Regions from separate parts of the Mus musculus genome. Here region 2 is linked to region 1. Evidence: chromatin loops called from intact Hi-C (ENCODE). Cell type or tissue: heart. All regions are shown on one strand.

Region 1 (8,000 bases):
ACTGCTAGGTTCCTGCCCACCTCCTCTCCTGTTCCCACCTGTATAAGCCAGGCTGAATAGTTCCTGTGTCACAGTCTGTTCTCTTTTGCCTCCTATGTCTTTCCCATTCTGCTGCCGATGGTTCTTACTCAAAAGGCCTTGTAGTGATGCTTCTCTAAGCTCCCCCAGGCAAGGGATGCTGCTCCTGTTCCGGGAACTGTTGCAACATGGGTTGTACCGCCCTGGGCAGCCTCACCACGCTGGACCATTAGCCCTTTCTGCACGCACCCCAGCTTCATCGTCTTTGTACATTCTTACATCATTTTTTATCTTCCTCTCCCCTGCCATTTCTCAGAGATTACGAAATAACTAGACTATTGTTACAATCCAAAGGGCATTTAACTCAATGTATACATAGTTGCCTTCCTGCCCTTTACATTGTATACAAGGGCCAAGAGGAAGACCAACCAGGCAGTAATTAGGATCAGAAGTTTATATTGTAAGCCCTAGCTGGCAAGGGCCTGTTTTCCTATTCACCTGGAGTCTGAAGCAGGTTATTTTAAACCTACCTCTCCTCCAGGTAAATTTAAGAGTGCTCCCTTATATCAAGCATAGATACTCATGCCTTTGAATCCCAGCACTTGGGAGGTAGAGGCAAGAAGATCTCTGTGAGTTCAAGGCCAGGGTGGTCTACATAGTGAGTTCCAGGACAGCCAGAACTACTTAGTGGGACCCTGTCTTGAAATCAGGGTGTGTGTGTGTGTGTGTGTGTGTGTGAGAGAGAGAGAGAGAGAGAGAGAGAGAGAGAGAGAGAGAGAGAGGGAGAGGGAGAGAGAGAGAGAGAAAGAGAGAGAGAGAGAGAGAGATTTTGACAAGCTAGTGTCTCACATATCCATGGTGTCCCTGGGGAGTTTTTATGTGGCTAGGTTAGAGAGTGGGAAGGTGAGAGATTTATTTAGAAACAAAGATGTAATGAGCACACTGTTTGCACAGAGAATACCCAACTTCTCCCTTTTAATATAAACATTCATCCAATGCAAGCTACTGGCATTTTGTTTGCTGGTAGAAGCAGGGTGTGGGAGGAGTGGAGGGGGGGGGGATAAACAAACTCTAAAGTTCAAATTCAGTGTTTAATTTTAAATTTATTTCTTGTTTAGTATGCCAAAAAAGAAGGGATCATGTCTATGATTTTCCGATTCCAACTCTATTTGCACGTAAGATAGGGCCCATCAGACAAAATTGGAGACATATCAAGAAACACCAACTAGTTAAGTTCGGATCTCTAACTTCAAGAAATCCCTGCCTGGCTGGACTGCCCAGCAGGGCCGGGGCAGAGTAGGGCAAATGAAGCCTTCCGTTTATGTGAAAATCTTGATGGATGCCAAGAACCTGAGTAAAGAGAACTGTACTTAGTGAACTATTTAAAAAGACCTAAAACTAGCATGTTCTATTCATCCTGAAAATTAATAATACCTTTTATTTTAAAAATATTACCTTTTATTCAAAAATATTTTAAATACCATTTTGTTTAATGATTTGGGGGGGGGCATTCTTTAACCTAGAGTGTATCCCTACCGGTTTTTTGTTTTGTTTTGTTTTGTTCTTTTAGCACTGGGCCTGCTTCTTAAACACATAGCCTGGAGAGAAAGTCTCATTGTCATTACGTTTTGCTGCATGTCCTTATAGGAAGTTTTAAAATTATTTTTTAGGCGCCAATGATCTTAAGGCCATAATCATTGCCAAAGGTGCATTTTTATCAGCATCTGTATAGCAAAGGTGCATTTTTATCCCACGCAACAGGACTGGCTGTCAGGAAAGTAAGTGAGCTACGGGGAGGGGGCGTGACTGCACACTTAAACTTTAGGAGGAGATCTGCCTGAACTCAAACCCCTGAACTCTGTGTGTGTGTGTGTGTGTGTGTGTGTGTGTGTGTGTGTGTGTACTGTACTTGGTATGTCATTCCTGGAGACTGCCTTCTCATCTTTAAACTACAAGAAATGATAACCCTTTTCCACAGAGGAAAAAGTGAATGGAATGCGGTTTGTACATTTTGATCCACACTTATCAGAGTCGCCAGATAAACACTTAGCTTTTCACCATCCGAACGAACAGCCGGACTTGCCTTGGCACTCGGGTGAGGGCGGAGGTTTTCTTTTTCCACTCACACGGCGGAGAGCTGCGGGACGAACCCCTTCCCGGGCGCAGGCTGGAAGTTCCCGCTGCGCGGCGCCCGGGGCCTGGCGCGCCCCGCCCGGCGCTCCCAGGTTCCCAGTCCCCCTCGGCACAGAGCCATTCCCTGCCGCCCGCCTTCCCGGTCCTGGTCCCTGGCCCAGGAAATTCTTCCCCAGCAGCCCAGGGCTCGCCTCACGTGACCAGCCGCCGTCGCGGCTGCTTCCAGAGAGTTTAAAGGTTACCGAGGAAATTAGTATGGATACAGCCACTGGACCCCAGGAGGACGCATCGGGCTTTCCCGCAGCCCGAACGCCGGTTGTCAGGGCGCGGATCAAGCCTTGTCCTCTTAAGGGGCACACACAAGGTCCCGCATAAGTAGGAGGAGTCACTTTGAGAAATAAACAGACATTCGAACCAGGCCGGGCCCAGGTTCTACTAGTCTTCCACAAGTTCTCGCAACCCAATCAGGCCCAGAACAAATCCCCAGAGGGGAGAGTCTCCTCAAGGGGGAAAAAAAGAGGGTTTCAAAACTCACACCCAGCCGAAGGGCTCAGCAGTCCGGGTGTCCCCTCCCCCATCGCGGCACAGTAGAGAATCCCAGGGCAGAGTGACAAATAGGCCAGCTCTCCGCGGGCGACTGGTGACCGCCGCAGTCCAGGCAGAGTGGGGGAAGGTGATTAGTCTTCTTGGACATTGCGACCCCCTCCATTCCACCAGGCCCAGTTTTAAGTGATAGTGTTGGCCGCAGGGTGCGAGAGAAAAGCGCGGCCCGCTGCTCTCCGGGTCCAGACCCCGCTCTCCTGGTGCAGATCCGAGGAGCACAGACTCGGCCTGCGACAGTCGCTCCCGCACCTCCGCGACGCCACACTCCTGGGTTCCGCGCGGAGTCCTTCCTCAGCTCCCCCGCGCGCCACGGCAAACGGACCCGGCCGGCCCGCTCCTGCTCTTTTCTGCTCGGCTCACTTTTCCCGTATTGCTCCCCCAACCGGCAAAACTTTCTATTTCCCCAAACAGTGGCGCGCGCGCGCGCGCGTGCACACACACACACACACACACACACACACACACACACACACACTCACACACACTGACGTCTTTTGCGCATTTCCTGCATTAGAGGGAGGGAGAATCGCTCGCACAGCGATCGAGGGAAGCAGATCGCGGGCTGAGCGCTCTGGCGGGCGGCGAGCCGGCGGCAGCCGAGAGCGCGGACGCGGGGAGCGCGGCGGGCGGGCGGGCGCCGGCGGGCGGGAGGAGGGGCCGCGCGGAGTCGCAGTCCCTGCCCGGCCGCCGCGCTGCGCACCGCCGGGTGCCGGCCTGCGCCCCGAACCCAAGTGGCGGCCACCTCTACCTCCCAAGCCCGCGCGGATGTGAGATCCCAGGCACCGGGCGCCTCGCGATCGCCGGCTACGGCGCGACTCTGCTTAACCCGGGAGGTGACGGCGGGGCTGATCGTGCGGCTTGTGGATTTTTTAAAAATTTGGCTCCGGGGAGGACCATTTCCTCTCGACATGCATCCCTCCGGATAGACTGCACATCCCTCAGTCCACCCTCCGCCCCGCGCCGTCCGAGGCAGGCGCTGGGTGGGCGAAGAGGATCCGGGTTGAAATCTGTGCCCCCGGTTCTCGTCCCCGCCCCGTCCCGCCGCCCCCTCCCCCTCCGGGAGTCGAAATTGCCCGGGGATTATGTTTCGGAAAGGTAGGTGAGCGCCGGGCGCGGCGCCTGCTTCTCCGCACACGGACCCGAAGAACCAGCGAGGCGGCGAGGCAGCCCCCGCGGCTTGCAGCGGAGGCGACAGCTCGTCTCCTGCCGTGGAGGTGTCGCCGGTGGTGGGGGGGAGAGACTTGCTCCAAAAAAACGGACGTCTCCAGCTCTCCCCCCTCCCTGTTTTCCGTTAGGAATCCGGCGAGGAAATACATGCACTCGCTGAGAATCGGCGGCGCCAGGAGGCAGCGCCACAAGGTGTAGCGAGTGAGTGGGGTGGGGCAAGAGGGGACCCAGGAGTCCCCCAGGCTCCCGGCGCGCCTGCTCCTGCTCTTCAATCCTGCCCTCGGGGCGGACGGAGTGACCCCCGCCCCGACCATGGTAGTGTTCAATGGCCTTCTTAAGATCAAAATCTGCGAGGCGGTGAGCTTGAAGCCCACAGCCTGGTCGCTGCGCCATGCGGTGGGACCCCGGCCACAGACGTTCCTTTTGGACCCCTACATTGCCCTTAACGTGGACGACTCGCGCATCGGCCAAACAGCCACCAAGCAAAAGACCAACAGCCCGGCCTGGCACGATGAGTTCGTCACCGATGTGTGCAATGGGCGCAAGATCGAGCTGGCTGTCTTTCACGACGCTCCTATCGGCTACGACGACTTCGTGGCCAACTGCACCATCCAGTTCGAGGAGCTGCTGCAGAATGGGAGCCGTCACTTCGAGGACTGGGTGAGTCGGTCCTCCACGTCCGGGAGTCCCGGGTCCCAGGGAAAGACTTGCTGCCTGAGCATTGGTCCTGGGGCTCTGGGCTGTCTGTGTGTGCATGTGCGGCTCAGTTTTCTTGAAGAGGCACGTTTTATTTCCTAGCTGAAGAGACATATACAGTAGGGTATGAAAGACGAGATTTGACAGATGGGCACTATCCCTTGCCCCCCCCCCCGTGCCCTCCCAACAGTGGGCAGTACAGGTGGCTTGCAAGTTGGGAGAGAACCCGGAATGCAGGTGCATAGGTTGGTGGAAGGAATCTGCAAGTCCCTGGTGGACTTGGCTGAGCGACTGTGTGTGGGTGGGTCTCTCTGTCCTTGGAGAGACACGTGGAGCTCAGACTGGAGGGTTTTTGTGCCTCCTGGCTTTATCCTGGGTAGCCTAGTGAGTAGTTTTATAAAGCCGTCTTTCTGGTAGGAAGCCCCCTCTTCCTAAACAACTGTTTAGCTCATTTGATGACATACCAGAAAGGTCCTCACCCCCAGTGTCCCCTCTATAGGTCCTACAAACATAACACCAGCTTGCTTTGCCCATCTGTTTAGAATGCCGTATTCTCAAAAGGGCTTGTGGTGATAGGAAGTCAGGACTTTGAATCTTAAGATTTTATGCTTGCAGACTTTGATTGTCAAGATATTGTAGGATCAAACACTATTTCTGAAATTGAGCTAACTGTTAGCTGATTCCACTGTCACATAGGAGGGATTTTGAAGTAGGCCTCGCCAATATACCTTAAACCAAATGCATCCAACCTTGGCACGTGGGCAGTCAGAAAAAACAACCCCCTCCCCGCTTGCTTCTCTCTTCTTGTAGGAGCAGCATTCAGTTAGGAAGTGGGTATCTCTATCTTCAGGTTTGTTACATGTTTCTATCTGGAGCAAGTGTTGCTACGGATGGATATGTTTTCCCCCGATTCTTTGGTCTTCACAGAGGGCTGTCTGTGCTGCCTTATGAAGAGCTGTGGGAGAATCACTCTGCTGACAGCAGATAACTTCATGAATATCGGAGGGTCAGAGGGTGCACATGCCCTTGGCATGTCACTCTACTTCACATTTTTAAATATATATTTTCAAGGACATGGAGCTTTTAGGGGGAGATGGGGGGAGGGGACCTGCTCTTTTTATGCTCCTGGATGTGGGAGAGCCTTCTGGAAACCATGGTTACTAAAGAGGCTTTCAGGGCAACCCTTGTAAACCACAGCTCAACGCTGGGAGGTCTGTGGCTTCCATTAAAGTAGACAGCAGGCAAACTTTAGGATCCCGACCTCAGTCTCACCCCCACCCCTTCACCCACTCTCCTTTCACTGCTGTTCGCCGTGATGCCCAAAGGGGCATGGGGGGCTAACCAGCTTCACAAACAGACTTCAGTGCTAAACATCTGTGGTTTTGTATAAAAGGGGAAGAGGATTTTTGACTAGAGTATCAGGAAGGTGGGGCCTGTTGCAGGAGGGTCTCAGAGGGCATAAGCAGTGGGCAGAAGGCAGAAAAGATGAGCAGAAGGTTCAAGTCTTCCACATCCATGCGCCGGCTGGAAGGATGTATCTGAGTTTCTCTGGCAACACTGAACTGGGGGCTCCTCCAAAGCCAGAGCAGAACAGGACGCTACTCTCTCTCCTCAGCTCTTCTAAGGAAGTGTTCAGTCAGAGCTTCTTGCTTAATATCTGTTCTCCAAGGTTCTTCCATTTATACTGGATTTGGCTGTAGACCAGATCTTCTAGTGCACAAGCAACATTTCCAGACAAGGACATTGAGTTCCAGAGAAGCTAAGTGGGTCCCCAAGGTCGCATGGCAAGCACAGGTGGGTTGGAGGTTGAGCCCTCACCTCCCATGGCTCACTGTTTGCCCAGTGGGGAACAGTCTGTCTGGTCTCCCAGGCTATTTATTAGCCCTGCAGATTCATATGCTGTGGCCCTGACATTTTTATTGTGTGTGATAACGTAAAGTGCTTTCAAAATCATTATCTCTTCTGCCTTATAGCAAGTGTGAATTGGATATGACAGGCATTGGACAGATTAAAAACAAGACTGAGAGAAGCTCAAAGCATGACTCAAATGGTGGAGCTGGTTCTGACTGGGGGATGCTGTGACTGATCTCAGAAATGAGTATGGGGACCCCAGCCACACAGCTAGAAATGGAGACAAGTCACAAAAGGACCACCTTCCCCCCATGCCTGTCACCCAAGTACACACACAGCATCATAGTTATGGGTAGAATTTCCTGGGCTCAAACCCTTGTGCTCTCTTCTTTGGAGAAATGAAGAGGTGTACCATTCCATAGGTGTGGCTCTGTAGCACAGCCTGAAGTGCAGGGATGTGGAGGGTACAAAGTAGCTACCCCGTCTTTACTGTGGAGTACTTCAGCCATCTCTGAACTCATCTGTCCGCCAAGTTCCCCTTATGTGGTCAAATTCTACCAAGCTGACTGTTTTAATCAACCCAAGGATAAAAAGAGGCAACAGGTTACTCTAAAGGGACTTTCATCTCTCTAGGGAAAGGACAGTAGCATATATATGTTCATATGCACATATATACATATATTAATATACGCATATGTATATATATACACACATATATAGATATGCGTATATAAATGTATACATGTACATTCATACATGTGCAAACACAGACACAGACACAGACACACACACACACACACACACACACACACACACACACACACGACACTTAAGTGGTAATTTAGTTGCAAATGAGTGGTACTCGAAGTAGATCGGAAGTTCAAAACCAAGGTGTTGTAGAAGAGCTGGGAGAACCCAGAAAGGTGCTGGGGAAAGACATACACATGAGTGTAAAAGTGTAGGTCATGTTCAGAGTTCTCAGCCGGAGGATACAGCCAGCGTGCCAAGCTTGGACCGCCCTGGAGAGAGGTGCACAGGGCGCCTGGGTTCAGAGCTGCGGAATGGACAGGCGTGGCTGTGCTGAGAGTAAGGCTGAACAAAGTTTCCCCAACTTAAGACTACCTGAACAATAATTTAATAGTAAGAACAAACCAAACAAAAACCAGTTTCTTTTACTTTTTATTGTTCTTTTCTCAAGCCTCACTTTTCTTTACAGAATCATGGGTTTGGATTTGGTGGTTTTAGTTTTCCTTTGTTCACATTCAATGAAATACGAATGTAAAATATAGAGAAAGGCAGCTCTTCCCAGCGCTGTTTAACACCATTAGGGATGTGGGGTTGAACCTCGAACTACAGAGAAGTGAAAATTCAGAAGACTAGGGTGGACTTTAGAATGTGCAAAGCCCAGGCTGACAGTGGAAAGAAAGGCATTTCAGGTTTTGATGACAAAGGGGACGATAGGCAAAGCTCGAGGCAAACAGAAGGAAGGATTTGAGCTTGGTCTTTTAGAAACCGGATGAAATGGTCCTGAC
Region 2 (8,000 bases), 660 kb after region 1:
TGCTCCACGGTGAGCCCCCACCCTCCAGGAGAGCACACAGGGCTCATGGGCCCCTCAAGCTCTGCTGCCAGATGACTGGACAGACCCCCTGAGAAGTACTGCCTCCCTTGGGTGTTACAGTGCCCCTAAGGATGGCTCAGATACTCCGAGAGACACTAGAGCTGACTACCGGCTCTTAGCATCTGTCTTCCACCCTTATCCACGTCGTGACTCTTGAAATCACAGCAAGAACCTAGGCAGGTCTCTGCAAACCAAAGGCTTCAACCACAGAGCCCTGCTGGCCACAGCCTCTATCCAGTTTGCACATCAAGACACACAGGACAAGTAGCTCACAACCCGTGGTACACAAATCCCTCTATTTGACGGGAGAAATCGAACAAGCCTTTCACAGGGTCACCTAGATCATCAGAAAACACAGAAATTCACTTTATAATTCATAACTGTAGCCAAATTACTGTTTTGAGGTTGGGGGTCAGCACAGCATGAGGAACTGGAGGGCTGCAGCATCAGGAAAGTTAAGGACCACTGATCTAGGAAGTGATCCAAGCCTCTCCTTAGAGGGAGACGAAGGTTCAGAGAGGTTGATGAGCTGAGCTGCTTCACACAGCTTGTAAATAGTAGTCCCCTTCACAGATGCTTGGTAGAACGGGGCAGAGTGCAGAACCATGCTTGTCTGTTCTCAATGGACTCCTGGCGAGACAGGCCCCGTGTTCTTACTTGGTCTCGTCCTTCCTGGTCTCCAGCCCAGCAGCCCTGAGGACTACTATTCATCCTTGGAGAATCCCTTGAAGATCGAAGTGATTGAGAAGCTTTTCGCCATGGACACGGAGCCGAGGGACCCGGGCAGTACCCAGGTGGGCCCCGCGCGTGGGTGACAGAGGGCTCCTTTGCAGAGACCCCCGGTGTGCTGCGCAAAGCTTCGGGGTCAGGAAGCTTGTGAGTGGCGCGCTCCCTTCCTACTGTGTCCCTGCTCAGCCCCACACTCCTGTCTAACTGTTGACCCCATCTCTGTCTTGCACAAATGGTGTAAGTGGTGGTGGTGGAGGTGGGCGAGGGTGGTGATGAGAATCTCCAGGGGCGATCCTCACACCTCCCTTTGATTGTCTCAGCCTGAGTTCTCCACCCCAGCTTCCACATTGTTCTTTAGTGTGTGGCCTTATCCTATCCTGCAGAACCTCTTGTTGTTTCTGTGCATGTCTTTTTCCTCTGTGTGTGTGTGTGTGTACGCGCGCGCGTGTGCCTGTGACACTTCTTAGCACAAGCAGGCACACTTCCTTCAGTACCAGTCTTGGGTACAAAGATCTATCTGTAGTGAGGGGTCATTGGCTGACCGACCGCGGCTGAAGCTTGTGTCTTTGCTTATGAGTATTCTGTTGTGACCATGGGTGTCCCTGAGTATCTACTGGTGAGTGAGAACAGCAGTCCCTGTGGGGGAGATGAAGATTAGCTGGTACAAATAGGATAAAGGAGCAGTGCAACAGAGGCCAGAAGTTGGCCTGGCTAAAAGAGAAAGAGAAGGCTGCAGGTCAAAAGTGGAGAAAGCTCACTGAACCTGTACAGGATGAAGGGACAGATGCAGGTTATATCCCAACAGCAATCCTTGTACCCTCAATGGCAAATCTGAGCAGTTCCAGCAGAGGTATTTGAATGGAGGACTGACAGTTTCAAAAGGCCTAGGCAGGGCAGGGCTGGGCCAGCCACTATGTACCCTTTGCTCTGTGTCTCCTCAGACGGACTTCAGTGAACTGGATTTGGAGACCTTGGCACCCTACATCCCTATGGACGGCGAGGACTTCCAGCTGAGCCCCATCTGCCCAGAGGAGCCGCTCATGCCAGAGAGCCCCCAGCCCACCCCCCAGCACTGCTTCAGTACCATGACCAGCATCTTCCAGCCGCTCACCCCGGGGGCCACCCACGGCCCCTTCTTCCTCGATAAGTACCCGCAGCAGTTGGAAAGCAGGAAGACAGAGTCTGAGCACTGGCCCATGTCTTCCATCTTCTTTGATGCTGGGAGCAAAGGGTCCCTGTCTCCATGCTGTGGCCAGGCCAGCACCCCTCTCTCTTCTATGGGAGGCAGATCCAACACGCAGTGGCCCCCGGATCCACCATTACATTTCGGCCCTACTAAGTGGCCTGTGGGTGATCAGAGTGCTGAATCCCTGGGAGCCCTGCCGGTGGGGTCATCGCAGTTGGAACCTCCGAGCGCCCCGCCTCATGTCTCCATGTTCAAGATGAGGTTAGTGACAGATGTCTGGCTGGAGGGGACATACTGGGCAGGGCGAGTACATGTACACACCTGCTTATGAAGGCTCTAGAGGGTCACATCAGCTTCCCGCTGACCATATCCCCTCACTGTATGTGTAGGCAGCTGGCACTTTTCCTAGTCCTCCTCTGATATGTGAGAGCCAGACCCCAGCAGATAGAAGAAGGGGCTTTTTTAAGTGATGTCTGTCTACCTTTGGACACAGATAGGTATTATGGTATTTCCTCCATAGTCCTGTACTTTCCATCTGCCTGGAGCCTCTGTGGGGTGCACACAGGCACCAGCATTTTCCTGTCTTCCCAGTAGGCTGCAGTCCCATAAGCTGATGTGTCTTGTCTATAGTACGTACCCTTTATAGAGCACCCCAGATGGTCCTCTGGAAGGAAGGCATTCAGCAGAAATCCTTCTAGAGACTGTTGTCATCTAGCTGGGCAGGACCCCTGAGGGCAGGACTGAGGTGGACAGGTGTGCGGAGAGAGGCGCAGGTGACAGAACTCTTGAGCATCTTACAGAAGGAAGAGCTGAGCTGCCGCCGCTCAAGCCCTTTAGCATTCTGCCCTCCATAGATCGCCTGAGTCATAAGTGTTAGATTCTGATGAAGACACCAGGCAGCGGGAGGCTGTAGATGCCTCACACCCACCACTGTCTTCTCTTGGCATTGGCAGGTCTGCAAAGGACTTCGGGGCCCGAGGTCCATACATGATGAGCCCAGCCATGATCGCCCTGTCCAACAAGCTGAAGCTAAAGCGGCAGCTGGAGTATGAGGAGCAAGCCTTCCAAGACACAAGCGGGGTAAGCCATGTCTGTGAACGAACAGCCTACTGGACAGGAAGGAGATGAGGCTAGGGTAGAGATGCAGACAGCTAGATCTGGTAGTGAGCACCTGCCCCTGCTGGGTCTGTGTGCTACCCACCCTACTCCACCCTGGCCCACTTCCTCCAACTACACATCACCTCTGCAGGGGGACCCTCCAGGCACCAGCAGTTCACACTTGATGTGGAAACGTATGAAGAGCCTCATGGGCGGGACCTGTCCTTTGATGCCTGACAAGACCATCAGTGCGAACATGGCCCCCGGTAAGCAGGCCTGGCCCAGGGGTCTGGTGGAGGGTTGAAGGCTCAGAGCACATTCCCTGAGCCTTGTTAGAATGGGTTATATCCATGCCATGAGCAGGATCCCGGTTCAGAGGTCTCTACATGACTTCTGAAAAAGAAAGCAGGCTGAGAGCGCTATTGTCTGCCCTAATGACAGCACCACAGTTCACTCTCTGGCTTGGATCCTCCAGATGAATTCACCCAAAAATCTATGAGAGGCCTGGGCCAGCCACTGAGACACCTGCCACCTCCCCAGCCACCATCTACCAGGAGCTCAGGGGAGAACGCCAAGACTGGGTTCCCGCCACAGTGCTATGCCTCCCAGTTCCAGGACTACGGTCCTCCAGGAGCTCAAAAGGTGTCAGGTGAGTGCTTTGGAACTCCCACCATAGCCAGGGTCTGATGCAAACAGGTGGCCTGGCTGGCCAGAGAGCTGAGAGGCAGCCACTTGCAGGAAGCAACTCTGCGTTTGGACAAGACTGCCTTCAGAGCCCCTGCTCAGGTCTGATGCGACTGCTTACAGTCCATAGGGCTCTTCATCAGCCAAGCTGCATGAGATGGTTTAGGCAGGACCAAGTCTCCTCTTTATTCCAGAGCCTGCATGGTACCAGGCCCAGAAAGGATTTGACAATGACTTGTTCAAAGTACAAGGAAGGCCCAGGAGGGTGCAGGCTCCTCATTGATGAGCTGAGATTGTGTGAGAAAGTAAGAAAGGCCTCTTTGGCTGTTGTCCCTGAGAAAGGGCAGAGCCACGGTTACTTCTGGCCAAGCAGGCTCCCCAGAAGGTGGGTCTCAGGCTGGGGAAGCTTTGGTAGAAGGAAGCGGCTGGTATGGCAAGGGCCCCAGGGCTGTGGTGGACTTCTGAGCAAGACAAGCTCGCTGCCCTGGAAAGGCAGGCTGGAAGATTGTGCACGGCTCTGGAAGGGATCGTCCAGTAATCAGTCAGATCACATCCGGGCTCTTGGCCCCGCAAGACCAAGAGTCTACATCTTTCCTCAGCTGCTCATTGCCTGAAGTGTATACACATACCGTAACAAGCTTTCTCTGAAAGGTTGCACAGGGGACTCACTGATGGGAGGGTAGCCTGGTGATCCAGTAAGTTCAGCTATTGCCACTGAAACACACAAGTGTTCCCATAGACGCCTTTGCTCGGCACAAACAATCTGTGGTTTGAGAAAGAAAATTCCAGAGCCTTGTCTACAGTAGCAGAGTTGGGGAAAATTTATAGTTGTGTTCTTAGAATTCCATCTGAAGAACCCAAAAGCCCTGGGCTGATATTTCAGTTCTGTTGTTTACCAGCAGGTGGGCTTGCAAGCCAGAAGTCTTAAAAGAGAAAGTTTAAAGTTTAAAGAGAGGACCACACATCACTCACCCCCGGTATACACATCTGGGCAGCTGTAGTCAGCAAATGACAGGTTTCCCCAGCTGTTGAATGCGAAGCAAAACTAATTTCAACATAGATCGTTTCTGCCCATAGACCGAAAGGAGGTGAATTTAAGAAGGGCAGGGCATCTGTTGGTAGGAGTGCAGGCAACGGGAAGTGTGGACCCCAGAAGGGAGAGCACACTGGGACCCAGCTCTGTCTCTAAACTGAGAGAGCTCTGCTCTCGCTCCAGCCATCTTTGGATCTCACCACTGCTGTGGCATGTCCTCTTCTGGCTCCGTCCTCTGAACAGGGGATGGAGCCCCAGGGCCAGAGTGCTGCTGCATCGGAAGTTGCTGGAAGCTGGAGACACAGTTGTTTGCATGCATGCCCTTTCCTCTGGTCATCTACAGCCAGCGGAGCAGGTGTGTGCCAGTCCTCTAAAACACCCTCCTCTCCCTCCTCTCAGGCGTGGCCAGTCGACTGCTGGGGCCATCGTTCGAGCCTTACCTGTTGCCGGAACTGACCAGATATGACTGTGAGGTGAACGTGCCCGTGCCTGGAAGCTCCACACTCCTGCAGGGGAGAGACCTTCTCAGAGCTCTGGACCAGGCCACCTGAGCCAGGGCCTCTGGCCGGGCATGCCCCTGCCTGCCCCGCCGTCTTGACCTGCCAGCTTCACTTCCATCTGTGTTGCTATTAGGTATCTCTAACACCAGCACACTTCTTACGAGATGTACTCAACCTGGCCTACTGGCCAGGTCACCAAGCAGTGGCCTTTATCTGACATGCTCACTTTATTATCCATGTTTTAAAAATACATAGTTGTTGTACCTGCTATGTTTTACCGTTGATGAAAGTGTTCTGAAATTTTATAAGATTTCCCCCTCCCTCCCTCCCTTGAATTACTTCTAATTTATATTCCCCAAAGGTTTTTCTCTCTCTCATTCATATCCATACTAACAAGCATGGTGGCTGGTGCCTCTCCCTAGGAAAGCTTTGGCGTCATTCAACTCAAGTGTTCTTGTTCTTGTTGCCAAAGAGAAAAGGATTTTCCTCCACTGTGGATTCTCCCTCTCCCCCACCCCCACATACACACACACACACACACACCCCTACACACATATACACACATGCACGTATGCGTGCACACACACACACACACACACACACACACACACACACCCCTACACACACACACACACACACACATATACACACACACACACACACACACACACACCCCTACACACATATACACACATGCACGTATGCGTGCACACACACACACACACACACACACACCCCTACACACATATACACACATGCACGTATGCGTGCACACACACACACACACACACACATCTAATCACCATATTGTAAAATTTTGTGTTTTTAAAGCCAACTCTTTGCTCCGGTTTTTTCATACGACTTAGTATGGGGCAAAAAAGCAATGTGAAGAATCAACTCTAGGGTTACCTGTGAAGCCACGCGGTGGTGTTCGAAGCTGTCTGGTAATGCCCCCATCTCTCCCCGGGTCCAGTGGATTTTTTTAACTATTATTCAAAAGCAAAACTGAGTTTTGTTTTGTTTGGTTTTTTAAGAAGAATTTATATCCGGGTTTAGTGTTTATCATATATATGGGTACTCTGTAATATCTAAAAGCTTAGAAATGGGATCTTGCTCACAAGAATCACTTTTAAGATCTTTTAGGGCTGTTAATTTTATTTTTCTCAGTGTTCTGGACACTGTAGACCTGTGCAGTACTCCCACAGGCCTGACTAACCGCCACAGATCTCTCTTTCTTTCTCTCTGGTGACTTTTTGCTTTTGTGATATGGCAGCGGTGTGACAGTCCCAGGAGAGAAGTCATTAAGGGGGAACATTGCAAGCTATCTTTTCGTGTTCTCAGTGTATTATGTACGTGTGTGCTGTTGCCGCTATGAGGGCTCGGGGCTTGCAGGCTCTGAGGGCATGTCGCAGGCGAGCTGGAAGGAAGCGCTCTCACTTTTTTTCAGGCAATGTTGCTAGCCCTTCTAGCACACTGAGCTACGAGACTGCCAATCTCTCTCCTGCGGCACGTTTGGGTTGGCACAGCTACCATGAAATGTTTTTAATGGGAATTCATAAAGCAAGTTAGGATTCACAAATGTAGTGACCTAGTCCTTGGAGCTAAACTGGGAGTGGGTGCCAGGTGGAGGGTAGCAGGTCTGACCAGCCCTACACCCTGCCACAGATCACAGCTTGCCGGGCAAATGACCCTGCGAAGCCACGGTGCAGCGCCCCCTGCTGGCGAGCAGCGGGCAGACCTCCAAGGACAGCCTCTAGCTGAGGTCTCAGTCACATGAAGTGTGACACTGAACAGGTAGAAAGCACTGAAAATCGTGTTCCAAGAGCACTTTGTAACTCACTGAGGGGGAGGGGAAGCACCTTTTGGGTTTGCGATACCAATCAACATAAGGTGTTGTTGACTCGGGTACAATAAAACTCTCAACACACACAAAGCCCATCAGGCAAGAGTACAGTAAGCCTAAGGGGACTTGCTGCTCAAACCAAAAATTAACTCTGAAGGTCAGTCTACCTGACATTACCTAGGCATGGTGTTGTCCAAGCTGCGCATCGGTGCACAGTGTGGCCTGGCACACACGCAGGCGGGCGACGGAACTTGAAGGGTTATTGACATGCAAATGCTGGTGTTTGATTTCCTGTGTTGTTGCCTCAGCGTTAAGGGCATTTCCGTTTGCAGTTCTACTAAAGACACTCTGAGAAATATTCCGAGTTTCGTATTAACCTTTCCTGTCCATGTAACAACTTCATGACCATTACTGCATTGTCAAATTCCTACTGACGACATTATAACTGTACGGGAGCTTAACTTTATAAGGAAATGTATTTTGACACTGATATCTTATTAAAGTATTCTGATCCTATCCTGCTCGTGCCTCTTGTTTTCTGTGCATTTACCGTGGACTGTGCCGTTGGAAAAATAGGGTTCTTACTCAAGAGCACACAGAAATGGACTTTGGAGCTAAACTAGACCAGCCTGAGACCACCCCACAGGAAGTCCAATGAAGGAAGGCGTTTGTGCCTGACAGTTGCCTGAGCCCAGGAGCTGGTCGCTATCTTCTGCATTTCTGTAGCTACTATGTGTCTAGCCAAGGCCCTTTCCTTGCATGCTGGGAAAGAAGGGAAGAAACCATGGGCTCTCACTTCAGAGACCCACACGAGGCACTGAGGTCCAAGGAGAAGGGCACCCTGGGCCAAGGGCATCACTGTAGAGT

What was found. A loop is a pair of places that touch in the nucleus more often than their neighbours do. Peaks named below come from ENCODE experiments on the same cell type or tissue, not always from the same donor. Only the 100,000 strongest peaks of a DNase experiment are listed, where the experiment ranks them.
Region 2: a loop joins it to region 1, with 2.1 times the contacts of the local background. A loop is called at or near these places in 9 of 42 quality-filtered maps.

What each region holds. Positions count from the first base shown.
Region 1 is chr17:86,164,360-86,172,359 of GRCm38, forward strand. It overlaps Prkce (protein kinase C, epsilon), which reads left to right and starts at 3,426. Exons shown (of 15, transcript NM_011104.3): 1 at 3,426-4,581. The coding sequence starts at 4,234. It overlaps Gm5817 (predicted gene 5817), which reads right to left and starts at 3,126. Exons shown (of 2, transcript NR_165800.1): 1 at 2,102-3,126; 2 at 1,108-1,368. In heart, CTCF peaks have their summits at 2,213, 3,105 and 4,114; DNase peaks (open chromatin) are centred at 2,342, 2,782, 3,272, 4,052 and 2 weaker places; H3K4me3 peaks cover 5,168 bases; H3K27ac peaks cover 3,444 bases.
Region 2 is chr17:86,825,762-86,833,761 of GRCm38, forward strand. It overlaps Epas1 (endothelial PAS domain protein 1), which reads left to right. Exons shown (of 16, transcript NM_010137.3): 10 at 1-9; 11 at 744-854; 12 at 1,731-2,236; 13 at 2,929-3,055; 14 at 3,225-3,339; 15 at 3,549-3,722; 16 at 5,190-7,649. The coding sequence ends at 5,341. Among named protein-coding and RNA genes, the nearest start is that of Epas1, 76 kb to the left of the region's middle. In heart, CTCF peaks have their summits at 4,629 and 7,015 (motif pointing left); a DNase peak (open chromatin) is centred at 7,010.